Linked DNA regions of Homo sapiens: region 2 is linked to region 1. A link is a loop called in an ENCODE intact Hi-C map of the cell type or tissue named here. Cell type or tissue: endothelial cell of umbilical vein. All regions are shown on one strand. Links, peaks and the distances in the headings refer to the core of each region. The heading gives the core; the rest is flanking DNA. Region 1 has its middle 230 kb from the start of LINC01249. Region 2 has its middle 160 kb from the start of LINC01249.

Region 1 (15,750 bases), core at 6,711-9,210:
AATTTCTGTGAGCTCAGAATTTTTAGGGTTTCTTAATTTTGAGTGAGAGATTGTGGATCTGTAATCAGTGGAGACAAAGATGCGGGGAAAGAGAAAGTCCTGTATGACGTGTAACGTGCCTGCTGGTCAACCTTCTCCAGGGGAAAAATCGTTGATATAGAAATACCTTCTGATTCAACCGGTCTTCCAGGTGTGTATCCTCCAAGATAGAATAAATAGTGTATACATCCATAAAGACCCTTGTTTTAGCATTGTCTCTGTGTATTGGTGGAATGCTATAATAAAATACCATAGATTGGGAGGCTTAAACAACAAACATTTATTTCTCACAGTTCAAGAAACTGGGAAGTCCAAGATCAAGGTGGAAGTCAGGCAAGATTGATGTTGAGGCCTCCCCTCTTGTCCTGGCAGCTACCATCTTGATATGTGCACATATTCAAGGGCAGAGAGAAGGAGAGGGAGAGCACGTGCTCTGTGTAGGTGTGATTAATTGGATAACTACCCTATGCCTGACACTTTACATGTCCACTGTTTCACCTAAATTTCTTCTTAACCCAGTTTTACAAGCAAGACTCCTACAGAGAGAGAAGCTAACCTGGCCTGTAGATATCAAACTGGGATTTGAACCTCAGCTGTAGAATTACAAAACCCATCTTTTCTGAGCTATGATCAAATGAACCACCTCTACGGCCTCTGTTTTCTTCAAAACCATCTGGTAAGGATATGAGAGAAAAATGTTTCATCCTTAGTAATCAATTATCTACATTTTAAAATATTAATATGATGAAAAATATAAGATAATTTAAAATGTGAATGTTCACATTTTATGTGCTATTATGTTTCTGTATTTAGAAGGTAATAAATACAGTTGTAAGTAGCAAATGTAGTAGTAGTAGTAATAGCAGTTGCAGTTGTAATACTATTACTACTATTATAGTAGTAGTAATAACAGTAATAGCTGACCCTTATTGAAGGCTCTCTATGTGCCAGGCACTACTTGAAACACTTTACATGTAATAACTCATTTATATTTAAAATAACCCTATAAGGCAAGTATTATAACTATCTTTATTTTACAGGCAATGAATCAGAAGCAAAAGTTTTAATTTTCCCCGTCTTATATGTAGAAAATAGTAAACCCAGAAGTCTGGTTGGAGGCTGTAATAATTATCTCTCAAGAGTCTTATTTAACAAAAGAATCTAATACACCAAGAAGAAGGCAAAAGCTTCTAGCTAAGAGATGAAGAGAAAGGATTAAAAAAAAATAAAGCCTGTTTCTGGGCATGGAGACTGCCCCTACCTATTTGGGGACTTATATTACATAAAGGATAACTCTTAATTATTTTTATTTGTAAAAGGAGAGTGGGAATAATAATAAGATGTCTAAACAACTAATTTTTAGAAAAAAGTTTGGCAAAGAAATATAAGCATCAGGAGCTTGATGCGGGGACTCATTATTGTGGTCCCAGACCAAGCACTTAACGTCTCTTTGATTGTTTATTTTTAAGTTATGCAGCCACTAAGTTTTGGGATAGGGTGTTAGGCACAAAAACCTAACTAATGCAAATATCCTACTAAAATCTCTCACAAAGCAGTTTTAGGTTTAGGATCCATAAATATGAAAACATTAATTGTACTTTTAGTGTGTGGGAATTATGCTATAATTGAGGGATCAGATGAAGTAAAAATATGTCCCCAGAAAGTTAATACTTAAATAAGGAGAGACACATGCCTAAGTAAATACAATACTGAAGAGTCAGTGGGACTCAGTGTGTGAGTACATGCTTGTAGTTTGGGTTAAGATTATGAGAGAGATAATTGGTCAGGCGCGGTGGCTCACGCCTGTAATCCCAGCACTTTGGGAGGCCAAGGTGGGTGAATCACAAGGTCAGGAGTTCGAGACCAGCCTGGCCAAAGAGATGGTCACAACATCCTTTGTGGCTGCAGACATTAGGACAAGGTGATGTTTAAGCTCACCCAAGTGAGCTGATGTTAAAATACGAGGAGGGAAAGGATTATGTATTACATGTAAGAGAGAGAGCCAAAATAAGAGCAAGAAAAGTTCGAGGAAAGGCAGTCCATCAGTCTGGTTTGGTATAATAGCAGAGTATACGTATGCCCTTGCGATGGAAAAGGCTGCGCAGAAACAGGCAACATCACTGGAGGCTTCACACGCCCTTCATTTTCTAAAAGGCTGTAGGTAGGTATGTAGACATTCTAATAAAACTTCTTCAAAAAGACAAAGCTTGCTTCTGGCAGGATGAACTAAGACAGTCAACACTGAAGACAGTAGGATTCATAAAGTAAAGCACAGAAGAAAAGAATGAAAGAAGAAGTAAATCTTGCAATGGAAGAATGGAAAGAATCTGGCCCCAGATTTGATCCAAGTGTCACGGTTCATGCTTCAATCTGGGTAATTAAAACACATTCTGCCTGTAATCCCAGCTGCTCCGGAGGCTGAGGCAGGAAAATTGCTTGAACCCAGGAGGCTGAGCTAACAGTAAGCTGAGATGGCGTCACTGCACTCCAGCCTGGGCGACACAGCAGGACTCTGTCACACACACACACACACACACACACATACACAAACACCCACAATTCTGAATGCGGTAGAGAGGGTTTGAAGGAGAAGGATGTACAGCAAACTGTGTTTAACACAAACTGGATTAAAGAATAATTTCTTTTGTCTGATTGTTTGATAAAGGATAATGACATTAAAAATAAAAGGGCCAATTATCCAACTGTCAGAAGGGCTTAAAGCTGCCCTGGAGAGAAGTCACAAGGTCAACTCCACACCCAAACTTCCGTATTTGCTATTGCTGTTAGTGTTGAATGCCCATTGCAAAGTCCAATAATGATTGAATACGTGATTTTTGTAAAATTTTATTCCAATATATTTTATCTTTTGTTGTGATATAATGAAGAATGCAGGAAATTATTCAGCTGAAGTATTCATTTGTGTACTGTGTATTCAGCAAAACTTGGGAAAAAGAATAATTGTACTCACAGGATCCAAATTTTACTATAATCCTGCAATGAACAAGAGGAGTTTATAGCAGATGTCCAGGAATGAAAATGACAACCCAGAGGGTGAGGCACAAAGCCCCTACATTCATGGTTCTAAATGGGGAGGCAGGTAGAAAACGAAAAGAGAAGGGGAATGGGTTGGAATCACCTTGGTCTTTGCAGATTCACTAAGAGATGAGACTGATTAATCCATATGCATTTTAAAGCATGTGTGTGATGGGTCATATCTTCTAATAATTTTGTAAGCAGCAGGGCCTTATCTGAAAATGGTCATTCTGTTCCTATGTCTAGTGAGGGAAGAGCTCTCAGGAAAAAGTCAGCAAGACAAACAGGACGGGGCAGGTGCTGCGGCCAAGCAGAACATCAGAAAATGTGGGCACAGGGGGTGTCTAACTTTGGCATAATGGGGGGTACTCTGCAGGACAGCTGGCCCCAGGGCCGGCCTCACCCATGAGGTGAGGGGCAGCCTCTGAGCCTCGTGCCAGGCATTGGCCCCTGGTGTGAGGAGCTCAAGATGCTCCCACTGGACTGTAACCCCTTCTCCAGAATGGGGGGTGCTGAGTTCCTGAAGGCAGGAGGGATGAAGGGCAGCTCCAGGACACAGGGCTGGGCAGGGGCCAAAGGATCCCATCACAGCCTGTGCTCTTCCTGCCCTCCACATAGAATTTATTTCTTAAAAATCTTCACCACGTATCTTCATGGTAAATCTGGGGCAAAGCTTTAAAAGCATACAGTAAGCATTTATAATTTATGGCTTTCCATTTCAAATTCCATTTTTATATTGTATTTCTTGACCAGCAGCACTGGTCAAAAGTTTCTTTTTCACTTTCTCTCCTTCCTTACCTCTCTCTCCCTCCTTGTCTTCCTTCCTCCCTTCCTCTCTTCCTTTCTTTCATTTTTTTCTTGGCATTTTAGCAGTTAAAGAAAAAAATAATAAATTAAATGCCACATTCAGAGTTATATATCTTGGCAAAAATAGATGGCTGTTTAAGCACACTAGCAATGTGCAATAAACCATTCCATGTTAGTAAGCTGAAAGTGTTGCCATGTGCCTGAATATTTTGTTCTTGCATAGATGCAGATATAAGAAATGAAAAGCTTCTAGGCATTCAGCTCAAAATCTAAGAACACTAGACCAAGAGCTTGAAAAACATCAAGAAATACACACGAGATTTTAGTCTTCCCTCATTTTATTTTATGAGTACTTAAATATTTGAGAGTGATGTAAGTCTTTCCAGAAAAGGCTGAGCAGTGTGCAGTATGTCCCAGAATTTTTATTTTTATTTATTTATTTATTCATTTATTTTGAGATGGAGTTTCACTCTTGTCACTCAGGCTGGAGTGCAATGGCATGATCTCGGCTCACTGCAACCTCTGCCTCCCAGGTTGAAGCAATTCTTCCGCCTCCAGCCTCCCAGGTAGCTGGGATTACAGGTGCCTGACACCACACCCAGCTAATTTTTGTATTTTTAGTAGAGACAGGGTTTCACCATGTTGGCCAGGCTGGTCTCGAACTCCTGACCTCAGGTGATCTGCCCACTGCAGCCTCCCAAAGTGATGCGATTACAGGCATGAGCCACTGCACCTGGCCAGTATGTCACATAATTAAGTGGGGTACATATTGCAATGAGTGTTGCACTCCCCCTTTATCTGAGGGAGATACATTTCCAGACCCCCAGAGGATTCCTGAAATTGCAGACAATACCAAACCCCACTGCTGCCATTAAGAATGCATTTCTGTTCATGTCTGCCACTTACAAATGTAATGTCTCTCCCACCTTAACTAAGCACTTTTCACACACTGGGACCACAACTTTCGCAGTTTGAAGTGCAACAGTAAAACCCAGCATAAATTTCTTCTTTCTTCACATTTTCACAGATAGATGATTCTTTTTGAACATAAAGCATAGCAATATTTTCTTTCCTAATTAAGTTGAGAACTTTCACCTCTTCACTTAAAGCAAGCACTTCAAGTCTTCTCTTTGACATACCCAATGACAAGCATAGCCATTTTTGTGCTTTGGGGCACAAAATTAAGTCAAATGAAGGTGACTTGAATACAAGTGCTGTGCCGTGACAGTTGATACTCAGGCAGCTACTAAATGACAGTCAGTGTAAACAGTGTGGATCCACTGGACAAAGGGAGGAGCCACATCCCAGGTGGGACACAGTGGGATGGGTCACGATTCCATCACGATGCTCAGAAAAACATGCAATTTAACACGTATTAATTCTTAACTTCTGGAATTTTCCATTTAATATTTTCAGACTGTGTTTGGGCAGGAGTAACTGAGACCCTGGAAAGTGAAACTGTGGGTGAGGGGGCACTACTGAATCTTGAAGTGCGCTTTGTCCCTCCAGACAATCACGATGCACCAAGCCTTCACTCTCCTTTCACCTGCGACATTGTCATCTAGTTATATATTAGAATATGCTGAAGAGACACTTTTTCTCTTAATTGCTTCCAAACAATTGCAGTAATTTGCCCAATTAAAAAGGGGGAGGGTTACGTGGAACCTTTGAATGCTCCTTCCCCAGAAGGGCTGTTCCGCCCTCCAGGGGTTCTAGTAGCCACAGAGAGCAGCCGTGAGTTAGGTCACCTCTGCCCTGATTATTGCATGTCCTCAGAGAAGCATGAAGAGCTTTGATGTCTTGAAGCATGTTTGGTGAATTTTGTTCTTTAAGTGAGGAGCAGAAGCCATTTTAGCTGGAAGGGAACAGTGATCTATCTTTTGAAAGAGGAGAAATGATGCGTCCTCCATCCAATTACACACTGTCAGCAACAAGGCAGCTCATACCTGCTGCAAAGAGGACAGAGAGAGCATGTGCTGGAAGCGACAGGTGGCTCCATCCTCCCCCGCTTTACCCAACCTCTCCTGGAATACAGAGTGGGATATTGGACACCTTCCATCACAAAGTGGCCTTCTTCTCAGGTCCTCTTCCTCTCGACACCCCGGGTGGTCAATGTAGAATCACTGGGGTGAAGGGGTGAAGCTGGGGGCTGTGGGGCTGGACGGAGATAGAACAACCCTCTGGTCAGGTCACTCACCAAGGCAGTGAAAATGTAGTTCAACGAAGCTGCAAGGAGTGCCAGGGGGTTGGAATAAATCCTCCTCTATCACCAGAGGGCTGGACGTGGTCTATTGTCTGGAGGTCTCTGGAGTTTAGCTGCCTCGTTTCCAAATGGGAAGAAAAACCCTCCCAGGCTACCTCACAGAGAAGTTGAAGATCAAGGGCATGGCATAATTTTGTAATGAGTACCAAGTTCTAGAATGTGCAAGGTATTTCCATCAAGTTGCTTTTAAAAGCGTGGGCATGGGGCTCAAGGATGTGTTGTAGTTGGTGCGTGTCAGTTTGCTAGATCCATGCATTTATGATTATTGGTGGGAGAGCCAAGGCGCCTGCTGTGGCTGTGCAGAGTAGGTTCTACCAGAACTCAGAATGCGGCCAACCCTGGCCTCATGACACCCCCTTTCTACGTGCGAGGAGGCAGCTCGGGTTCTGTCCTGAGGAGACCGTCCTGTGATACTGTCCACGGTGGTCACACTGTCTTCCTCATCACAGGCTCTCAACCTCGAAAGCTATAAGCACACCTGTCTCAGTGGCACATGCTCACGATGCTTTCATCTTGAAAATCTGCGGTTGGCTTCCTATTTAAATCACAATATTGTAACTACCTCCTGTAGGCTCAAGGGAACTTCCCACTGCCATTAGCACTCTTTTCCTAGGACAAAGGTCTGAGCAGGGCCCTGCCCTTCAGTGGCTCCCATCTGTGTCTGTTTACCTCCTGTACCTGCCAGCCTGCTCCTGAATTCACAGCAACATTAGGCTGCATTCAGTTCCATTCTTGCTCCCGGGTTCCTGAGCCTTCGTGCTTGATGGTCTCCTTCATTAGATTCATGTCCTTTCTCCACCCTGCAACATTTGCCTATCCAACCATTGTTTTGACTTCAAAATCCAGTGCAGACACTGCCACTCTTCTGCTCAGCTCATATGATGTCTCCTCCAGGACTCATTCTGACAGTTGTCCACTACCCTGACACACACACCCCCCCGAGTTAAACCCTTCTTTCTTCTATAAAGTGATTTCTTCATTTGCTCCATGCACTGTGCCATGATATATTCTCTTTTTATGTCTCCAACTCCCACTCTTAAGTTTTCAATTTTAAAATGTTCTTTGTTTTGTTTTTCAGAGCTTTTGCCTGTTGTATCTTTGAACCCTGATCACCTGGAATGCCTGCAACAAAAACACATTCAGCAAATGCTAGGGAAACACAATTTAATTAAAAAGGAGAAAATGAAAGCAATCAGTAAATGCTTTTCTAGCTCCTATAAGATGCTAATCAGAATTTCATGAACTATGAACTTATCACTTATTATTATTCCTAGCCTCTTAGAAGTCATAGCATACAACCCATTCAACCTACAATCTACCCTTAGCCTGCCCCATCAGCCTAGACTATGCAAGCTGGCAGATGCACAAGGCACTGGGCACTTGTTGTGGGCACTAGTATCTCCAATTGGTTTTGGTGCCAAGATAATACCAGCAGGTGTTTCCTGAATATGCCTTGGGGGCCAAGTGCCTACCAGCTGTATGTCCTAAACCCAGGTAGTGAGAGCTTTCTGTCCACGTCGCTATCTTCCTTGACTCTCCACTGGGATAAAAGCTGAGCCGAGGCCTTAGCCTGGATAGCTCCTACAAGACCTCTCTGCTCAAGATATGGGGGAAATTTTATTCATTTCCCCATTTTCTACTGGTGATCTTGTTCCAAACCGAATGGCGTGCTGTAACCCCAGCTTTGCCCCCACTTGACTCAGATCAACCCTGGACGACCCAGACAGTGACTCCCACTGGTAAGCCTCCCACACAAGAACATCACGTCTTTAAATCCCCAAGTTTTTGGACAATAATGCTCAGTCCAGACCACACCCTGGGACAAAAGCCTGAGTTACTTTTGGGCAGGTGCCCTGCTGCAATTCCAAATTGTCCTGATTTTCTCAGTTCTGTTTCAGACTCACTGTTAGAATATTAACATCCCTCACAGTTAAAGGTACAGATTTGTGATGACAACAAGGAAGTAAGATGTAGGTCTTGAACTGAAAGGACATTCTGAGTCACTGCAGAAATGACTTAGAAGAATGGAACAATAGAACACATGTTAAAACAACATAAGTGGGGGTATAGAAAAGAAAGGGATGATCAGGAGCCAAGGGGCCCAAGGGGTCATGGAAGTCTTGTTGAAGGAAGCCTCATAAGGCCACAGATCAGGCATTTCAAAAGCAAATTCTTTCAAAAGGACCAAGCATCCAATGTGTCTAATGGCCTGATTTATGGAAATGGAAAGTCTAGAAGAGTCCAGATTCTGTCTTGTACCAAAGAGTGCTTTCTCAATGTGGAAGGACCTCAAATTCAATGAAACAAAGTCAAACACATATGCAAGTCCACTAAATTATTATCAGGGCCTCCCTGGGACTTCAGGTGACCCATTTGGAATGCCCAATCTACAAAAGGGAAAAGAAGGCACATACTGCCAGAAGGAATGGTCTGACAAGGGCAGAAAGGAAGGGTGAACATGGCACATAGATGCGTGAGCACAGTCAGGAATTGAAACATCATAGGACAAGTGGGATGTAGACAATTTTTAAGAAATCTGAATGATGGCCAAGATAATTCAGAATGCTCTCATAAGAAATATGAAGTCAAATGAGTTTCCAGGACAGGTGACGAGCAAAATAGATATGCTCCACAAATGCCCCACAAATAACATGCTCCACAAATAGCATGCATAATGATAGAATTATTCTATAAAAGGACAGAAAATAAATACTTTAACTTTCTAAGAGATTCTGTTCATTTTAGATGTTAAGATTTTTGTAGCTTCTAAGCATATTAATGATTTGAATTCTTTACTGTGAGTAACTTTTGTAGTGGAATTTCTCATGTAGATGATTTAATGTAGGACAATAGGATAATTCAAATAAAATTATAATTTAAAAAATGAAAGAATCAACAATACAGTAATATAAATATATAGTAAATATTCGATATTTGTAATACTTATGGATTTTTTTTTCTTGCTGTTTAGGCTTCTACAGTCTTGCTGTGGTTTAATTTCCTAAAGAAAACCTGGATAAATAACCTAAGATAATATTTTAATTCATGGGAAGTGGTGTCAGCAGCAAAGATTTGTCTTGGCGTCCAGCCTAGTCCATTTTATTGGTGATTTCCCTTCTTCATCTACAAAGATAAAATTAATTTTTAATGTGTGCTGGGAGGTATGCTTTTGCTCCTCTCTTTTCTCGCTCTAATTCCTCTAAAACATGGATTAAGTGTCATTGAGTTAAATTACCCGACTCAAATCTACTGACAAGATATTTCCTATATTAACTGTAAAATAAGTTAAAAACATGTAAAGATAAAGAAGTATGGGGTCCAGAAAATTTCAGCAGGATAGGAAGGTGAACTCTTAAGTGAGGTGGCAGCTTTCACTTTTAAACTGAGCTCCGGTATTAAAGGGACTTCTCTCCCCCAAGTGTATGTGTGTGAAATGCCATTTGGAGGCCACTAGGAGGTCAGGATGTCATCGGCTGAGAAAGGCTTCTCTGCAGCTTTACTCCAAATGGAAAACCATCAAGGTCGAGCTCTCACCCCTTTCTCCTCATGAAGGGATGGGAAGGGTACACTTCCCCTTCTTCTTTTGGAGGGCAGGGTTACACCCTGAAAGGCCAGAAAAGGGCTTCTGAAGCTGCTTATTTATGAAATGCACTATTACCTGAAAAATACATTACAATATGAAAGTAATTGTACCATAGTAGACAGACATACATTTAAAGAAGTAACCCAAACATAAGCTCTATTGGTTTTTCAGCATTTGGCCCATATGCTAAGACATCATCAGACTTATTAGTCATCGGTACCATCTGACGAATGTGTTGTGCTTGAGAGAATGATCATCATTTTTGTTTTAACCTATCCTCAAACAAAACCTGAAGATTATTTTTAATGGGAAATTGTGTTGTTAGGTATATGAAAAAATTATAGCATCAGATAGACCTGGATTCTAATTTTGTGTGCCCAGTATAAGCCACACAATTGCAGTGGAGTTGTCCTCACTGAGCACCTGTTTGTCAGACCTTGGGTACAGGAAGTTTAGTAATAAAGACACGAGATGCCTGCCCTCAAGAGCTTACAGTAAACCAAGATAAGGCAGTTAGATGTGGTGGCAACAGGCACGACTAACACTAAAAGAGAGGGATGATGCCCAGCTCGTTGGGTTTATGTGAAAGAAGTGCCTGGCTCTGTCCGTCAGGATTCAATCAAGAAAGGAGAACTCTTCCAGGCATTTAAAGCAGAAAAAAAATTCATAAGTGATTTGGGTGCTTACATAGAAATAGTGAAGTCTGAAGAAATGAAAGCCGAAGCGACCACCTCCCTGACTTACAGGTTTATGGATACACTGAGGTTTAGAGAGTCTGAATTGCACCCATTACTCAGAGGTCCAGAAACAGCTGGAAGCTTCTAGTTTCAGGTTTCTCTGTAGATTCGAGTGGAGGACTGGCAGGGAATGAACGGCTTCTGCCCCCTCTGCCCTCCAGAACTCAGGGAATCAAATCTCATGGCCAGACCAGTACATAGATTTTACCCAGCGTCCCAGAGGAGGAAAGATAATTTGCCTCTTGGTGTTCTAACTCGCTGAACTTCAGGGAGCAGAGCATGCTAAAGCCAAGTAGGAAAGATGGCCCATCAGTCACTCCAATAGCCTGAAGCCCTGAGTTACGCACATTTGGACATATAGAAGTGTGTTTCAGAGGAAGAAAAAAGCACACTCAGGTACTTGGGGACAGAAAATAAACCATAGTAGAAATAGTTAATTTTCTTTCTTTTGTTTGTTTGTTTGCTTGCTTGTTTGTTTTGAGACAGAGTCTCGCTCTGTTGCCCAGGCTCACTGCAACCTCCGCCTCCCAGGTTTAAGCGATTCTCCTGCCTCAGCCTCCCGAGTAGCTGGGTTTACAGGCACGTGCCACCATGCCTGCTTGATTTTTGTATTTTTTAGTAGAGACAGGGTTTCACCATGTTGGCCAGGAGGGACTCGAACTCCTGACTTCAGGTGATCCACCCACCTCGGACTCCCAAAGTGTTGGGATTACAGTCGTGAGCCACCGTGCCCGACCAATTTTCTACCAAAATCAACTGTTCTTATTTATTTATTTAAGTTCATGGGTACATGTTGAGGTTTGTAATATACGTGAACTTGTGTCATGGTGGTTTGTTGTACTGATTATTTTTCACCCAGGTATTAACCGTAGTACTCATTAGTTATTGTTCCCGATCCTCTTCCTCCTCCCAAACTCCACCCTCAAGTGGGCCCCAGTGTCTGTTTTTCCCCTCTATGTGCCCAAGTGTTCTCATCATTTAGCTCCCACTTGTAAGTGAAAACGTGGTATTTTTCTGTTCCTGAGTTAGTTTATTAAGGGTAATGGCCTCCAGCTCCATCCATGTTCCCACAAAGAACATGATCTCATTCTTTTTTATGGCTGCGTAGTATTCTATGGTACATACCTACCACATTTCCTTTATCCAGTCTACCACTGAGGGGCATTTAGGTTGACTTTATGTCTTTCCTATTGTGAATAGTGCTGCAATGAACATACGTGTGCATGTGTCTTTATGAAAGAATGATTTCTATTCCTTTGGGTATACACCCAGTAATTTCTTTCTAAAGAAACATATAATATGAAGAGCAGTGTTGAGCACACAGGCAGGTTCTCTCCCGTGGAGGGTGAGCCATGGGGATGTGTGTACTTTGGTAACGGCTGTTAAGAAAGTAAATGTGCCTTTTCCATGGAAACTTTCTCTGTTGCTGGGTGTTCTCATAGTGGTGACCAAATATCGGCACTGCTTTTAAAATAGCTGAGAGAAGGGGCAGGGAGGGGGTAAAGTAAGTTGGTAGAAAAGGGGCCATGTCGGGAAGAAGAGTAAATTCATTTGCGGAGGAAATAAAACACATGTGTGTGTGCATGCGTGCGTGTCTCTGTGTGTGTGTGTGTGTGCGTGTGTGTCTCTGTGTGTGTGTGCATGTGTGTCTGTGTGTGTGTGTGCATGTGTGTCTCTGTGTGTGTGTGCATGTGTGTCTGTGTGTGTGTGTGCATGTGTGTCTCTGTGTGTGTGTGTCTCTGTGTGTGTGTGCATGTGTGTCTCTGTGTGTGTGTATGTATGTCTCTGTGTGTCTCTGTGTGTCTGTGTGTCTGTGTGTCTGTGTGTCTCTGCGTGTGTGTCTGTGTGTGTGTGTGTCTGTGTGTGTCTCTGTGTGTCTGTGTGTGTGTATGTGTGTGTGCATGTGTGTTTCTGTGTGTGTGTTGCAAGGCATGAGTAAGAGTTAAGGAACTGGACTGAAAGTGGGGACTCCTCTATTACCTTGTTGACTTTGAATTTCTGAGCGTTGTAGCTCGGATGCGGAGATTGCTTACACAGGGGCAGTCCTTGCTCTGAAGACATTGCTGGTGATTACACTTTGAGAAATCAATGGAGTCCTGTGTTCTGAGATTTTAGCCTAGAATAGAATGTCTCTTTAAATCTTGTATGAACAGAAGAAGTCACCAGTGGGAAAAGCAGAGAGCTCCCTGTTAGCCAGGCCCATCCAGAATTTAGAAGCAGAGAAACAGTCTCTATGCATTGCTTATGAAACATACTTTTCTTGACTCTCAAATTTGGTGAAAACAAATTCGTTCTATGATTCCACTGCATAAAAAGTATGCCTTTTTCTTAAAATACAACTTAGATATTACAGGACACGTATGAAAATGTTTACAAAGGGTTGCTCCTCTGCAGAAATCCCCAGATAATAATAAAAAAGAAATATTAATGAATAGTTAATTTTAATTAATTTATTTCATCCATAATTTTAATGCATGTAAATAATTATGCTACATGTCATGTAAGGAAAAACAAATGAAAAATAAAATTTCCATCACCACAGAGACTCCAATATTTAGTGAGATAAAAATGCAAATACCGAAAATGTGCTGCAGTATATGATCAGTTTCAAAAGAGACGTATTAAAGGAGAAAGGCAAGGCTCACACTTGGATCTCCATCTGGCAGATGCAGGAACAGAGGATCCAATTGTCATATCTGAATGATGTGCCCAAATGCACTCGGCCAAGGAGTGAAGGTCTGGGAATCAGACACTGCACATCCAGTTTGCTTTCAACCGTACCAATGAGGAAGTTGTCAGCACTTAGATTAGAAATTCAGATTGCTGTCAGATCACTGAAGGCTTGGATGAGGACAAAAAAAAAAAAAAAAAAGATGGATTCCATAGGCTAATGAAGGTTTATTTTCAGCAGTAGAATGGCATCATTTAAATAGTATTTTTTAAAAGTCTGGGTGGATAACAAGATGCAGGACAGATTCAGAAATGTAAAGATTGAAAGCAGGGAGAGCACTAAGAGATTATTCATTGAGACTGAGAAGTCCTTAACAATAGTAATGTTATTACAATGACAGTGGTTGAAGGACCTGTTGGGGACTTTCCTAGCCTCCATGACTGACCATGGTTACTGCAACCTAAATGAAATCATGACTACCCTCTTGGCATCAGTGGCCTTTTGTGATTGTAGCTTGGTAAAGACTGCAAAATAGTTCCTTTGGCTCTTCTGTGCCTAAAATTTATTTTCTGAATGTTTTATTCTTCATCCTTGATAGTTAGATTTAGGATACATATAAAATAGGTATTTTCATTTCTATTAAAAAAAAATCTTCCAAAAGAGAATATGACACACTTTCATTATGACGCATACTATTCAGAATTTCATTCCCCTTTTTGGCATATGAGGCAATTATAGACATAACCATACTTGATGAATAAATAAACACAAAGACTTTATTATTTCTTTAAAGTGCTGTTATGCATATCATCATCACACCTAGAGAAAACTGTAATAATTATCCTTGAAACATTAGCTTCACTTTTCATTTTTACTGGGAAATTATACCCTAAAACTATGGTTTGTAACCTATAGCGAATTAAAAATATTAATAAAGGCCAATTTATACTCAAAGAACATTTTAATATGCTTTCAGGTACATACCTTATTATGTAATTTATTATTTTAAATTTAGTGATGGTCCCTATTTCTTCTGTGAGGAAAACAGCAACCTGTGTTTCCTCCTCAAAGCGTCATATCCTGAGTTTGATTGCCGCTACTGACCTGCAAACACCTTCTATCTCATTATATCCATAAGTTTGTTTTAATACCTTCACTCCTGCTAATTACCTGGATCATTCTATACCATTCCCTATAGGGAAATCTGCTGAAGTTTGGATTTTAAAATACTAATTAAAAAATTCATTAGTGTGTAAATTAATTTCCTCTCTTTGTGTTTTCCTCTCCCTCTTGATAGCCATCAGAGTTGGAGAAGCAATCTCGTTGTTCCTACACAGAGATCCAGAACTTGCTTTAATTACTCTGCCTGGGGTCCCAAATCAGTCAGCAGTGCCAGGGAGTAAACTTGAACACAAGGAAATCTCACTCAGGCAGCTCTTGGGGCCAGGTGAACATTTTATGATGATCTCTTCAACAGTATGAATATTTCAGCACTGTGTCTTCTGCAGACACCTCTGCTGGTGTTTCTCCTATTTGAAAATACTCTTCTCTGAGATGTAATGGTAAAGAGCCACACATTAATCAGGTCAACACAAGCAAGGGAAAGTGGACACTTGGAATAATTAGCAACAGAATTCAGGTTCTCCAAAATGATATTCTGGTACTAACACTACACAAATAATCTCCACAGATGTGGCTGCTTTTAGATCAGGCTGCTTGGAGAATTCTTGCAGTAGTAGAGAGTGGGCAGAAGATAAACTACAATTTAATCTCTGATGGACACCAGTTCATGAAATAATTAGCTTTATATACTTAGCAACCACTTAACATGACTGGAAAAATGTTTATTGTTAACAGTAACATCAGGGTCTAATTTACTTATCATTATTTCTCTTGGGCCCTTAGAAAGACTACATCCATCAAAATGGTGAAAAAGAAGGATGGCTAGAGTTTTGCATTTTTTTTAATTTACAATAAACCATCTATCAAATATCAACCTAAATAGTGAAGAACAGTGTTTGGAAATTAGTGGAAATTCAGATTATTTTCAGTTCCTGTCACTTATTAAAAGCTGTGTCATCAAATGCTGTTCCTAAAAGTTAGCCATTAAATATTCTTTGAACCAACAATTTGCATTCTCTTACCATAGTAACAAACATATTTGTCACCATTTGTCACCACTAGACTGGAGAAAATGTCTAATTCATATTTATATCCTCAGAGATTTGCACAACTGCCCGTCATGTTTCCGATTCTCTGTAAACATTTATAGAATGAATGCCGGTATAAACATTTATCAGCCCACTAAGATCCTGTCAAATATTCTTCCAGAGAAGTCATTCTGTTTCTGAAAATCCAAGAAAAAGACTCAGGATCAGCTCTCCCCACTAAAATATACATGTGGGTGTGTGGCACATGCTTAAAATGGCATTCAAATCGAATGGCGCTCAAAAATATGTAACTCTTTAATTTTTCTGCAAAAATGTATTAAGTAATTTATTTATGCATCTAAAAGAATTTGCTAAGTGTGTAGTATAAGCTGGGTACTGGAGATAGAACATTGAACAAGATAGACAAATCCCTCACATCTTATGACCTAAATGCCACTGAGGAAAGT
Region 2 (15,750 bases), core at 4,782-7,281, 80 kb before region 1:
CTGTAGAGCTGCAGTCTACCTGTTAGACCTAAAACCAAACAACACAAATGCGAAGTGAAATGAGAATAAAACTAGCCTGCTCACATTCACATAGTATTTTATTGTTTCCAAAGAAAATGTAGGATTATTAAACCTAGAGAATGTAAAATAAGAGAAGACTGTGGAGGTTTGAGGTTTTGTTTTGTTTTGTCTTATTGTTTCTTTGTCCAATAAAGTGTTTGAGAGGGGTCAGGGATAGTGGCTGCAATGGTTAGTTAGGCTCTATCTAAACTAAACATCGATTTTTGACAATATGGGGGAAAGACAACATTTTCTGAAAGAAGGAACATCTCACTGTCACTAATGAGAACAATATATAATAGTTCAATAAAGCCACTACTTTTTTAATGAAGGTAATAGTCTACCTTTGAATTCTTTTATGTTAAAGATATTTTTATTGAACTTAGTTTTTTAAATGCATTTGGCTCGGATAATGTTATATTTTCTGGTCCAATCTGGATGGTTCTTCTTTTCTTTCATTATAATGTGAGTTTCAGTCTTCTTACTGCGTGCACGTATTCTGATCCTGGATTTACACTCTCAGCAGAAAAATTTCAGGCCCCATTTCTGCCTTACCCGGAAAAGAGAAACTCTTGTTCCCTCAGGACTACTAGGGAGAAAACTTAAGACATTCTCAACACTCAACTTCTTGGAAACTGAAGCAACTTACTTGATAGGCAAGACTAGGCCCTGGGTGGGTCTAGTCATATTATTTAAATCAATGTGAGATACAGTTTTGCCCCCTTCATGGGATCCATTTGCCCGCAAAACTATTTTCTTGTCTCTGCCTCCACCTTCCTCCATTCTTTTTACCAACCTGGAGAGGCCCAGCTCCCTTGTGGAGCCACCGTTTCTGTGGCTGGGATGTCTAGATTCCAATCAGAAAAATAAAAGACACCCTAATTTAACAGAGGCTTTAATAGAAAGAATGCATTACACAAGTGTCAGAAGACAAAGATGCCAAATAGAACTGATAATACAACAGTCAGAAAACATCATTAATATAATGTTCCCCTCCAGGCTGAAAGGATAAAAGAAGTATGCTGGAACCTGAGGGCAGCTACAACTGTGGTAATCCTGTCTGGCTTGGCAGACGAGAGACACACAGCCCCTACCAGATATGTCTCCGAGACAGACAGAGAAAAACACCCTCAGGTCTTTCCTTCCATGCTCTAATCTTTGAGACTTCCAATGACCAAAGCAGTCAGCATCAGACGAAAGGGAGTACAGAAGGGCCTGGAAAATCAGAAGTTTTCCTTGAGATTTAGAAGAAATCAGAAATATTCAGAAGAAATTCAGTTATGCAAAGTTTAAATGTTTAAATACCCTCCATCAACTCTGCTAAAATGGCTATTTCCTGCCAGTGGTCTCTGATAAATTTCTATTGCCTGTTACATGCTGTCTGACAACGTTTTTTAAAACTATTTCCATAATTCTACATTTTTGTCTCTCTTTGAACTTTCAATTATCTCTATGTATTTTCGCTAAGCTATACAAAGATTTTAGCAGAAATATTAATTTCTAGATTGGGTCTTAGAAGAAAAAAAAACTAAATTCTTCAATTGGAGAGAAATAAGCAAATTTCTTACTAAGGATAAAAATTAAATTGTTAACCAGTATTGGTAAGACTACTCCCTATTCTTATCCCATTCCTGCACTCGTTTTCTGAGATATAAACTCTGAGATGAAGTAGCTTGCCTCTCCTCTATTTTAGAACTAAATCAGACTGAAAGCACACAAATATCCCAAAGCAATTGAAATAAGCAAAGATTCCATATATTTCATGCAATAAGAAAAGGCTATGACAAGCCCCAAGGACCTGCACAATGGCTCTGCAAGCTCACCAAAGACCCATTTTCCTCCTATATTTTTGATTTTTCTATATTCTTGCTGCAAAATGGCTGCTCTATCTGTAAACATTGTATCCACATTTTAAGCAGAAAGAAGGTGGAAGGGTATAGGAAAAAGAGAAAATTGCATCTATTCCTTTTCAAAGGCTCTTCAGAAGGATTGTTCATTTACATATATCCTTGGGAAGACCAGACTAGAGTGCATGACTGTGAGAAGGAAAATTAATAGTTTTGGCTGAGCACTTTTCTACCTTGCTCAAAGCAAGTTCCACTAGCTGGAAATAAAGGGGATTGAGATCATCTGGACAAGTGTCAGTATCTGATACAGTCCATTCTTTGGTCTATCCAACATCCATACCTGCACTTTTCCCATCCATACACATCCTTAAAACACGCTTCCTAACTCCCCCAGGGAAATGACCACAAAGTCTCACCCACCCCAAAGTCTAGCATTTCTGTGAATTATACGGTCCTCTGCCTAAGGTAAGATGTGTCTCTTAACCATCTGATAATCAATTGGCACAAGATACCCATCATACAATAATGGAGAAGAAACAAGATAATCTCTTGGTCTGGATGGGTAGAAAGGGCAACACAGCAGTTCCTGGAACATAGCACAAGTCAAGACCATCTGAAAAGGAATAGTAAGTACCTTGCCCTAACAGAGAGGTGAGTCTCTTGGTTTTATCTATGGGACATTTTTCTCCTTTGTTGCTCTTCATGACCCAACAGCTCTGCCTTCTGGGTGGATTGCCCACATTAAATTTCTCCATGAACAGAGTGGGGTGGGCCCCAGGGAGAATATCCTTCCTGGAAGATGTACCATTTTGCAGCCCACTTCTATGGTACAAATTTAGGGCATTACGGGATTTCTCAGTGGATGATGAAAAAGGTTGTTGATGCTCTGTTTGGAGTTGGCAATGCGCTTTTCTCAGACAACACGGAATTCATGTCTATCTACTTCCTATTAATTCTACATGGAGTAACTGTAGCCAAAGTTGTCTAGGCATATTCATCAGATCATTGTACTATTTAATCTCAGCAGCAGTTCTCTGTGGTCTATCCTTATCCCTCCCTTAAATTATGGGCTGTGTTCTGAGGCAATTCAAAACAATAGTATCTAGAGAAATAACAACATCCTTGATCACGACCTGGTGGAAAATTTTCTCTCTTTGTCTTGCAGATTCTAATTGAGAGGTGTTTGAAAAAGGCCTAAGACCCCAAAATTATCTACTACTAAAATGGTTGCTTTTCAGCTACAGCATTTGCAAGTTTCAGTTTAGGATATAAAAACTGGCTTTTTAAATCATGTAGTCTGGATTTAGAAACTCATGCTAGGTAATAGTTTAACTAGATTTGACAGTCTGATTTAGGCTTGATAGATAAGAAATATTTAAAAATGTGTGAATTTGAAAATGAGTGGAGAAAAGTGAAGCCCAGAACTGGTGTATTTTCTTCATAATTGGATTATATAGCAGTCACAGGATGCAAAACTATTATTTATCTGTTTCCTCTATCCCTAATTTAATGTCTGTAAGTATCTGAATTTAAGAAACACAAATTCTAAAGATCTAATGTACAACACAAAGGCTAAAGTTAATAGAATTGTATTGTATTAGGGATTTTTGCAAACAAATAGGTTGTTTTCACAAAAAGTAACTGAGGTGATAGATATATTAATCTGCTTCACTACTATGACCATTTTACTAATGTATCCCAAAACGTCATATTGCAAACCTCAAATATATGCAATAAAGTGTATTAAAATTTTAAAAACAAACAAACAGAAAATCAGTCTCAGTCAACACAGATTTTGGACTGCAGGTAGAGAATAACCCAGAAACTCTCCCTGTCTCTATTTGAAGGCTGACAGTACTACACCAAGCTCATGCTTCTTCACTGGGAGGACTTTACCGAAGGTGGCATGCAGCAGCCAACATAGCCATACCTTCTGTATTTCCTACCAGTTATCCTCACTCTGTAGTTACAGTTGGTGCTTGGTTGTATGTGCCCAAATATCACAAACTACAGTTTCCAAAAATGTTTTTATTGACCAAAATTGATCTCAGGTTTCTAAGCTGGGAAGGTTGCATCCTCAATTCCCACTGTCTTTCTCCTCCCCTCTACTAATTCCAAAATCTAAGCTTGTTATTTTCGTTAACAAGTGGTAAATGAAAGCATGCTTAAAACAGCAAGACCTTTATTTTATTTGTAACCTACAAGGAGAATGAAGATGAGCAGTCCGGATCTGAAAAGGGACCTCTGCAGTGTTCCCTAAGACTCTATCGCCTTCCCATTCCACCACACTTCCAGTGGGACTCTTCTTCACATGACTGCGAGGCAGGACAGCATCTTATGCTATCACAATTTTACTCAAATGAAAGAGATGAGGGATAACAGTGAAGAAATGAAAGAGGCAATGGACTCAAGAAACAGGCCAAATAAAATGTTTTTTGGGGGAGCTTAGCCGAGAGGTGACCCCTGGAAGCATCTGCTTATATCCACTCAGCCAACGTGAGGTGGGGTGACTGTTCCCACTCGTAAGGGGTTTACTATCAGGAAACAATTTTGATCGGCACATTAATGTCTCAAAATTGAAGTTGTCTTTATATAATATCTGATTATTAAAATCTTTCATCATACAGAAAAGTTGGAAAATGATGCGCTGAAAACTCAAATACACCCCACGTGGGTTCTACAGCAGACGTGTGCTCTATTTGCGTTATCACTTATCTGCCTTTTTATGAGCCATTAATCAATTCTGTTTTTTGATGCATTTCAAAATATGTTGCATATTCCTGTATATGCCACCCCTAAACACTTCAGAATCTGTATCATTAACTACAATTAAATATTTTATGCTGATTTAAGTAAAATTTACGTTGTGTGAAATGAACCAAACTTAAATGTACCTTCATTAAAAGTTAGCAGATGCACACATTTGTGTAACCAAAGCTCAAGTTTCAGAGCACTGCTGTCACTTCACAAAGTAGCCATGGAACCCTCCCAGTCAATGCTCACCCCATTTCCCCACTCTTCTGACTGTTTAAAGAAAGACTCGTTTCGCCTGTCTTAGCACTTTCTATGAATGGAACCCTACAGCGTATATGCTTCTGTGTCTGGTTTCTTTTTCTCAGCAGATGGGTTTTGTGTACCTGTACTCAGCCTTTGTTGTTTCTGAGCAGTCTTCCACTATAGAAACACTCTACAGTGTATTCATCCATTCTCCAGTTGATTGACACCTGGGCCATTTTCAGGTTTTGGCTATTTTGAATGAAGCTGCTTTAAACATTCATGTACAAGTAATTTTGTGAATGTATGCTTCATTTCCTTTGAGGAAATGTCTGGGTGTAGAACTGCTGGGTCATAATGTAAGTGTATGTTTATTTTTCTAAGAAAATGCTAGACATTTTTCCAAAGTGGTTATACAACTTATACTCTCACTAAAAATATATGAGAGTTCTGGTTGTTTCATAGCCTTGCAATCATTTGTTGTTGTGAGTCTTTTTAATTTAAGCAATTCTGATGGCCACATAGTGCTATCTCATAGTGATTTCAGTTTACATTTCCCTATTGAATAATGATGTTTCATATCTTGTTATAGCTTACTATTTGTATGTCTTCTTTGTGAACACAGAGATGTATGTCCATTATTTTATTTTATATAAGATAAAATAAAGAGTTGTATTTAATTTTTGACTTGTAGGAATTATTTACATGTTTTGGATATAAGTTTTTTTAATCATTCATATATGTAAATACTAGGTAGTTGTTATTCAAAGACAAATAAAATATATCCTAGTCCCTAAATCAAATAAGTTTGAAATATAGACTGAGTGAACTTGATTAATGATTCATATCCTTTCTCTTGAACATATTTTGGGAAACATTTTCTACCCTAAAGCAGAAGGCTTATCATGGAGTCATGAAATTGTAAGCTGGGATAGCCTATGAGTTTCCTAGGCCGCTGTAACAAAGTACCACAAGCTGAGTGGCTTAAACAACAGGAATGTATTGTTTCACAGTTCCGGAGGCTAGAAGTCCAAGAGCAAAGTGTTGACAGGGCTGTGCTTCCTTTGGAGGTGCTAGGGAAGGAAGGATCAGTTCCATGCCACTCTCCTAGCTCCTAGTGATTTGCTAGTAACCTCTGGTGTTCCTTGACTTATAGACGTGTCACCCCAATTTTTGCCTTCACGTTCACATGCATTATTCCTGTGTGGGTCTCTGCATCAAAATCTTTCCTTTTGATAAGAACTCGGTCATATTGGATTAGGGTAAACACTAATGGCTATATATTAACTAATTACGTCTGCAAAGACCCTATGTCCAAATAAGGTCACCTGCGTAGCCTAGGTCCTCAGTGTGAAGACATCAATATCTTTTTGGGGGAGACAATGCAACCCATAACAGATAGGCTCTTCAAAGTGGATTTTTGAAGATTTCTTGGCTCATGTTTGACCCCTCTGGGACATCACTGCCAATATTTCTATTAGCCTCTGCTCCATTGTCCCTGATGATGAAGGCAGAGCTGCCCCACACCAGTTCCTCTATGGGAAAGCTGACAGGAAGAAGATCCTGTGTCTAAATGAATGATCATTTGTCTTGTCACCCTCTTGTGTTCCACGCCTCTACCTACACTACAGGCAGAAGACTGGGTTTTGTGGGGGGTCCTCCTATAGGGATGTCATTGAAGATAGGAGCACTTCCAAACTTAAGTAAAGCTTTCATTTTAGGTGAGAACAGCTAATACATTACTTCTTTGGCTGTCTGTGTATTTTAGATAATCAAACTCTGGGCTTACTTTTAATACATAACAGGAATTTTCTAACATGAGTGTTAATAAGTTACTTTTATAACTCCCTTGTCAGCAACAGCTTCATTTATTGGCACAGACCACTTGCAGTAATGCATGGGTTTAAGAAACGCTAGGAAAAGTGATGCATAGTTTTGATACTTAACAATGTTATTTGAATCATTTGTCCTAGTGTCTATAAGTAATATGGTGGGCAATCAGGATCCAGTGCTTAGCTTTAGCAACATGGCCAAACTGCCATAAGGCCATATATACCCATATAACCATGAGGAGATTAATCTGAAAACACAGGGGTTATTTTCTTCAACAAAACAAGAGCAAATAACATTTGCTCTCCACAGCAGAACAGTGTCATTAAATAGTGTCGTCATGAGGCTAAGCTTAATGCGCTGTCACTGGACAAGATTAAGGAATGAGCATGAACAGTCCATGATCTAATCCATATTTGAGTAAAGTCATAAAAAAGAGAGTAAAATATGGAGGAGAAAGCATGGGGGATAGGTAATAGACCAGGAAACATAACGAAATAAGGGTACTTTTGGAAAACAATTATTCTTATGGTGTAATGTTTGTTAAAAGCTTCTATATATCATTATTTCATCCTAAATCCAGTGTGTCGTCAATGCCATTATTTATGACACAAATAAGTCTCTATATGAAGATGCATCTTCTTCCAAAAGATTCTTCCAGGTTGACTTCAGCCATCAGAGATGGCTGCATTTCCAGTAAACTCTTAATAACTCCTTTTAACAAGAGACTAGAGTCTTTTCTCTGATGAAATATGTGTATGTTAAAACAGAGTTCTTGCATGTATTCCCCCGCCATTTTGCATGCCAGACTTTAATTTGATGATATAGCCCCACAAAAGACAAAAACCCCAAAACAAAGAAACAATAATAAAATAATAGCTACAATAATAATGAAAAATAAAAGGCACATATGATTATTTAAAAAAACAATGTAGCCCACAATTAATTTTTCTAAATACAATTTACACTCAGTCACTAACAATCTGAGCATTTGTTGTATCATCTGGTTGGCAAGTGCTGCTGGATGAACAGCTGAAAGCGGACAAAAGGCTCTTCCAGCGCAGCTTGCCTGGGTTCTGAGGGATGTGGAGCACCTCCTGTCACTCAACAGAGAGTTTGCCTTGTGAATATGTAGGAGGAATGTCAGGGAGAAGGTGCAGCTAGAAATAGAAGACTGAGAGGCCTGGTACAATGTGATCAGTGTGAATGATTCCTGACAAGGTCCTTCAATGCACCAGAAGTCCAAGTGAGCTATCCCTAGGGGCGATCAGCCTACAGAGGATGTTCTTTTGTTAAGGCAAGGCCACTTTTCATAACCCAGGTGAATTCAGCTCCAGTGAGGCATGGATGACTCACCCTTTCTCCTGCCTCCTCCACTTCTCCAGCTCAGGAGGAAACTGCCTGAAGCCTGCACAAAGCCTTGCCGGTGAAAAGGCCTTGCATGTTTGCCTCTCTCCTTCTCCCCACCCTCTCTGGGACTAAGAGAAATGCCGTCTGTAAGGAACTGTCTTCCCACCAGAATGAAATTCTCTTCCAAAGAACAAATAGAAATGTAGAAATATTTTCCAGTTGAAGATATAAATCGAAAAATACCAAAGATGTCTTCCCTAGTGAAGGCAATATCACTAACCATCTACTCATTCCTGGTATTTCCTAGATTTCTCACTGGGAATTTTTTAAGTCATAGAATGTGTCCTGTTGGTGGTTAAGATTTAAAGAACAATCAGTTCAGCCTTTAAAAATGAATATCTAACTTTGTCTTCATATTGGATGATTTGAGATGTTACTTTAAAATATATTAATTCCTAGCATCCACTCCAGAAATTTGGATTAGTTCCCTCTGAGATGGAGGATGGTATGTTTTTTAAATCTTCCCATCTAATTCACTATCAAGTGAAATTTGAGAACCACTGATCTATTATTTATTTATTTTTTATTTTTATTTCATTTTATTTCATTTTATTTTTGAGACAGAGTCTTGCTCTGTTGCCCAGGCTGGAGTGCCGTGGCACGATCTGGGCTCACTGCAAGCTCCGCCTCCCAGGTTCACGCCATTCTCCTGCCTCAGCCTCCTGAGTAGCTGGGACTACAGGCACCTGCCACCACGCCTGGCTAATTTTTGTATTTTTAGTAGAGATGGGGTTTCACCGTGTTAGCCAGGATGGCCTCCATCTCCTGACCTCTTGATCTGCCCAGCTTGGCCTCCCAAAGTGTTGAGATTACAGGTGTGAGCCACTGCGCCCAGCCCCACTATTGATCTATTATATCCAAATTCTAATTTTTCTAATTACAGAAAAACATTCTCATTAATTATTAACCAGGACTCTACAATCTTTTCTTTTGAAAATCACAAAGAAAACATGTCCTAAGTCACTCTATAAGGCCAGCATTATGCTAATACCCAAATCAGATAAAGGCATTAAAAGAAAACTGCAGACAAAATGACTTTTATGAATATTGCTGCAAAAACCCTCAACAAAATATTAACAAACCAAATTCAACAACATATAAAAATAATTATATAGCACTACCAAGCAAGATTTGGTATACAAAGGTATACAAAGATGGCTCAACAGTAAAAAAAAAATCAATGGAATTCACCATATTAATAGGATGAAGAAGAAAAATCATGTAATCATTTCAATTGATAGTAAAAATAATTTGAGAAAATCAAACACCTATTTATCATTAAAAATTCTCAGAAAATGAATAATAAAAGGGAACTTGAAGAACTACAAAACCTATATTCAACGTCATACTTAATGATGAGGGACTAGATAGTTTCTCACTAAAATCAGAAATAAGGACAAAATATCTTGTCTCAGCACTAGTGCCTGCAAATATACAAAAGTCTATTGCTTTCCTATATATTGGAAATGACCAATTTGAATTTGAAACTTAAAAATTTGGTGCCATTTGCAGTAGCACCGGAAAATGAAATACTTGAGTATAAATATAACAAAATATATGCAAGAACAGTACTCATAAAACTACAACTCATTAATGAAATAAATCAAAGAATATCTAAATAGAAGATATCCTGTGTTCATGGATTGGAATTTTCAATATGGTTAAGATGTCACTATTTCCCAAATTGAACTATAGTGTCTATGAAATCCCAATCAAAATTCAGCAAGCTATTTTCTAGATGTCAACAAATTGATAGGCAAGGACCTGGAACAATCCACACATACTGAAGAATAGCAATTTAGGGGATTTCACCACCCTATTTAAAGACATTGGAATGCCATAGTAACGAAGATAGTGGGGTATTGGTGAAGAAATACACACATAGTCCAGCAAAAATCCACATAAATAAATTGGTGATTTTTCACAAAAGCACAAAGACATTTCAATTGAGAAAGTCTAGGGTTTTGTTTTTGTTTTTGTTTTTGTTTTAGTGAATGGTTCTGGTACATTTCAATGCTTATGTGAATAAAAAGTTGAACCTAGACACAAAACTTAAACTTTAAACACAAATGTAACTCAACATGGATCATAGAACTAATGTAAAATGCAAGACTATAAAACTAGAAGAAAACACAGGAGAAAATATATGAAAGACTGGGTTTGGTTATGAGCTTCATTATAACATCAAAATCAATGCACATTAAATAAAAAATTAATAAGCTAGTTTTTTCTTTTTCTTTTTCTTTTTTTTTTTTTTTCTATTTGAGACAGGGTCTCACTCTATCCCCCAGGCTGGAGTGCAGTGGCAGGATCACGATTCTTTGCAAACTCAACCTCCCAGGCTCAAGCAATTATTCCGTCTCAGCCTCCCAAGCAGCTAGGACTACAGGCTTGCACCATGACCCTCGGCTAATTTCTGTATTTTCTGTAGAGATGGGGTTTTGTCATGTTGCCAAGGCTGGTCTTGAACTCCTGGGCTTAAACAATCCGCCTGCCTCAGCCTCCCAAAGTTCTGGGCCTACACGTGTGACCCACTGTGTCTGGTGAGCTGGATATTATTAAAATTAAAAACTTTTGTTTAGGTAAAGACACTGTTTAGATAATGAAAAGGCAAGAAAAAAACAAACAAATTAAAGGCTTGGAGAAAATATTTGCAAAACACATTTGACAAAGGTGATGTTTTTAAGATATATAAAAAAATTCAAACTAAATAAAACAGTAATAACTTAATAAAAACTCAGAACAAAAACTCAATTATAAATTAGGTGAGGATTTGAATGAGCACCTCACAAAGAAGGTATACAGATGGCAAGCATAAGAAATTATGTCTAAAATTATTTGTCATTAGGGAAATACAAATTAAAACAGTAATAGAAGACACATCTATTAGCTTGGTTAAAATTAAAAAACAACACCAATTGCTGATAAAGATGCAGAACAACAGGAATTCTCATTCATTGTGGATGAGAATACAAAAAGGTACATTTTGGAAGAGAGTTCGGCAGCTTTTTACAAAGCTAAACATAGTCTTGCCATACAATCCAGCAATCAATCACACGCCTAGGTATTTACCAACTGATTTGAAAACTTATGTTCACACAATACCATGCACATGAATGTTTATAGCAGCTTTATAATTGCTCCAAACTGGAAGCAACCAAGATATTCTTAAGCAAATGAATAAACAAACTCTGGCACACCCTCACTATAAACTACTATTTAGCAATAAACAAAAATACTATCAAGGCACACAAAGATATGGGTGAATCTTATCTGCATTTTGCCAAATGAAAGCAGCTAGTTTATGATTGTATATATAAATGATTCCATTTCCAAGGCATTCTGAAAAAGGAAAAACTATAGGGGTGATAAAAAGATTAGCAATTGCCAAGGGTTAGTGGGTAGGGAGGATTAATATGTGAAGCCCAGGGAATTTTATAGAACAGTGAAAATATTCACTGTATGAACCTGTAATGGTGGCTACATGGCATTAGGCATATGTCAAAACCCATAGAACTTTATAGTGCAAAGATTCAACATTAATGTATACAACTTAAGAAAAATTAGGATGTTGGGGCCATCCAAGTGTGGAATGTAGCCTGTGACAAAAACAGTTTAACTGTATTATAAATATATGAAAATACCTCACTGAAGGGGTTTAAAAACAAGCAAAGTTCTTGAATAGACATTTCCACAAACAAGACAGTCAAATGGCTAATAAGCACATGAAAAGATGTTCAGCATTCCTAATCACCAGGGGAATGCAAATCAAAACTCCTATGAGATTCTACTTCACAATCATTAGAATGTCTACTATCCACAACAACAAAAACCCAGGAAATAACGAGTGCTGGCAAAGATTTGGAGTAGCCTTATGCACACATAGTGAGAATGTAAGATGGTGCAACCCCTGTGAAATATGTATGGCAGTTACTAAAAAAAAAAAAAAAAATAGAATTACCATAGGATCCAGCAATTCCACTTCTGGATATACACCCCAAAGGATGGAAAGCAGGGCCTCAATGATATGTTTGCACACCCATGTTTATAGCAGCAATATTCACAATAACTAAAACATGGAAGCAACCCAAGTGTCCATTGAGGGACGAATAGATAAGCAGAATGTGCTATCCACATGCAATGCATATTATTCAGCCTTAAAAAGGAAGTAAATTCTGACACATGCTACAAAACAGATGAAATGTGAGGACATAATGCTAAGTGAAATAAGCCAATCTAAATAAGCCAATATAAAATGACAAATATTGTATAATTTCACTGGTTTGTGGTACTTAGAAAGTCAAAATCATAGAGACAGAAAGTAGAATGGCAGTTGCCAGGAGCTGCAGGGAGTGGATAATGTTGAATGGGTTATGGTAATGTCAGTGTTCAATGGGTCCAAAATTTCAGTTTCACATGAAGAAAAGTGTTCTGGATGTGGATGATGCTGATGATTGTACAGTCTTATAAATGTATTAATAACAATGAACTCTACACTTAAAAATGGTTTATATGTAAATTTTATGTCATGTGTATTTTACCAAAATGAAAAATATGGAAAAAAAAGTGATACCGAGAAACATATTTTTAAGAATGCAGAACAATTAAAAATGAAAGAACATAAAGATATACTGTATAGATAATTATCAAAGAAATATGAAATAAAAATAGATTTACTAATATCAGGAAAAAGATTTTAAGCAAAGAAACATGAATAGGAATAAAAAAGTGTATTTCACAGTGATAAAGAGGTCAATCCAATAGGAAGTTAACACAATCCAAAATCTGTGAAAATCTATACATAGATTCAAAGAATTTATGCATAGTTTCTTAAAAACCTAGAAAAAAAGTAAATAAAAGATAAAATCCAAGGAAGAAAATGATAATAAAAAACAAAAAAGTCAATGGGATAGAATATATACATAAAATAGAGGAAATAAAGCTAAAATTGGCTCTTTGAAAAGATTATTTCAACTAAGCCCCAGGTGATATACATCAAGGAAAAAGAGAAAAGAAATTATAAAATTCCAGAATGAATAAGGATACATCATTAGAGACCCCAAATAAATAGAATTATATCTTCCTGAGTAGTAAGAATGCTTGGAATATGCAGTTCTAGGCTTAATTCACTTCTTTAGTAATTTCAGGACATCTGGCCTCTCTTTCTTGGCTGCAAGGGAGCTGCTGCAGCTTCAGGCATTCCTTCCTCAAGGAATTGTGATCAGAAGCATTAAACGGAATTGAGATTTTCTCTTCACCTACTCTATATTATCAAAGAAAATTATTTCCTAGAATTAAACTAATAGACATAATTCATATGCCATTGGTTGGAACTAGGGTTACACGTCTTCTATTGGAGGGACTTTAAAACCTATACTATGGCATCAAAGTTCCCTACTTCTATTTTAAAATTTTTTTATAATCAGTAATGAAGAGGGGTGATATCTTTTGGGGAAGCTGACAAAATTCTCTGCCACATTTAGCATTTTCTCAGATGCATGAGTAAATAAATTCTTTCTTTTGCAAAAGCTAATGTTGAATGACATTTGCATCCAGCATGGTGCAGGCTAATACAAACTGGACCCTACTTATCCATTAATATCTATCCTTGGGAATCAAAATAATGAATGTTCTAGTTACAAACAATTCAGTCATTAAAAATATTCATCTTTCACTGCCAACCATTCCTATATGTGCTGCTATACATTTTTATAGATAATAAAACTATTTATTTTTCAATATTTTATAATGCAAAGGTAAGTTTTTTGCTCTGCAATACAGATATATAAAGTAGATGGGTATATTCTACAAATAAAATAGTAAGTAAAATGCAATTTTATTCAAGAAGTAGTTCTAGTTGACAATCATCAATCAGATATTGTTCATGGCTTTGCTATGTGAGAAACATACTGGCCACCAAATGCTCTCAGTCCATAAGATACACAACCTAAGTCCAACTTACTGAGGTAGGTGCTTTGTTGGAAATAAGTTTAGGGAGATAAGAGAGAACAGACAGTGATACAAGAAAAATTAAAATATTTTCCTGGAAGAGAAGCATTTTGTAAATATGTACATCCCGATGGTTGATCACACATTTTTCTCTTGCTGTAGACTTTGCCTAAATAGAAATAGTTGCTGATCAGTGTTGTGGAGTTCATCCATCGATTGCACTGACTATTTATGATGGAAGTCTGACGTGAATTGTTTATTATCAACTGGGTGGTGTGTAAAATGTTGATGCGATGATTGAATCAGAAATGTATTTGGACCCCCTACATAGCACAGAGTTTGTTTCCTAAACAATTCTGGTTAAAGCAAAAATCAAAGATATTTTTGAAAAAATAGAACTTAGAAAAACAAATTCAGTCCAGCTGACATTAAACTCTGCTCCTGTCAAACCAAACAGGATTTTAATGTCTCTTGCCTGTTAAGTATTAGTGAGGAATCTGTCTAAACAGTAAAAAAATACAATCCCACAGTCATTAAATCAAAGTAATTAGAACTCCAGTGATGGGTGAAAGTGGAATCGTATGTTCTTCCTCGCTGGGAGTTATCCATTGGCTGGGGTATTTGAAAATCCATGACTTCAGGTGGAGAGCTGAAGCTAAATATTATGATGTGCTTTGTGTGTGCGTGTTATGCAGGTTATCCTGAGCTACATGTTTTGCCTCTCTCATGCAGGAGATAAATTATATAGTGAAACTAGATGTTTAAAAACCATGTGCTACTCTTTGATAGCAACCTATAGGAGTTAGCTGTGTATACGTCAGTTGTCCCCAGATATTTAATATTTGCCTGGTATATTGTTGATGTAGAATTCTTCTTTCCTTTGGGATTCTGGTATATTTGACTCAACAAACTCCCAAAACAAAGTGGAAATTCTATTAAATATGCTGTGGATTAAAAATCACCTCCACTAAAGGGCAGAGTAAGATACCAGCAGAAACAGCAGCCACCGATGCTTCATGAATAAAAGCCGCACTCAACCTTGAGTTAAGTGGCTGAATGGCAAGTGGCTTTCTCTGTTAAGCAGATTCTAATACTACAAAACATTTTTTTCACATCTGTTTTTAATCCTGAAATATAACATACATTGCAGAGTATACAGTAAAGATAAATTTAAAACATAATAAATCCTCAAAATGCAACAAAATTAGTTATAAAATCATTGCTTGAATGATTTAGTATCAAATTAAATATTTATTCCACATTATGGTAACAGTCAACAATGTCCCTTCGTTATGTCATATATAAAAAAACAGACCTTCAATTTTGCAGTGACTAATATTTGGAATTCACATAGACATTGATATACCTTGTATTTCTAGTGTAATATTAATAAAATAATAACTAATGTTAAACATACATTGACCCATCACTATGTGGCAGGCAAGGCCTTCAAGCTTGAAGTGCAATGCATTCAGTAATCCTCACAATGTACCTTCAAGCATTGTTACTTCCGTTTAGAGATGAGAAAATTATGGCCTTGCCTCACTCATGTAGGCCAACTGCTCAGTATCATGCAACTTCTAAATTGTGCGTCTGGGATTTTGACTCTGTGCTATAGGACCAGGCAATTACATCAAAGCCAATCAACTGGGCCACTTTC

Evidence for each region. Peaks named below come from ENCODE experiments on the same cell type or tissue, not always from the same donor. Only the 100,000 strongest peaks of a DNase experiment are listed, where the experiment ranks them.
Region 2: it touches region 1 in a loop (5-fold over the local background); 2 of 110 quality-filtered maps call a loop at or near these places.

The regions. Positions count from the first base shown.
Region 1 is chr2:4,414,064-4,429,813 of GRCh38, reverse strand. No RefSeq gene overlaps it. Among named protein-coding and RNA genes, the nearest start is that of LINC01249, 230 kb to the left of the region's middle. In endothelial cell of umbilical vein, for the core only: no CTCF peak of the experiment used is centred there; a DNase peak (open chromatin) is centred at 8,213; H3K27ac peaks cover 1,196 bases.
Region 2 is chr2:4,491,872-4,507,621 of GRCh38, reverse strand. No RefSeq gene overlaps it. Among named protein-coding and RNA genes, the nearest start is that of LINC01249, 160 kb to the left of the region's middle. In endothelial cell of umbilical vein, for the core only: no CTCF peak of the experiment used is centred there; DNase peaks (open chromatin) are centred at 5,191 and 5,871; H3K27ac peaks cover 2,092 bases.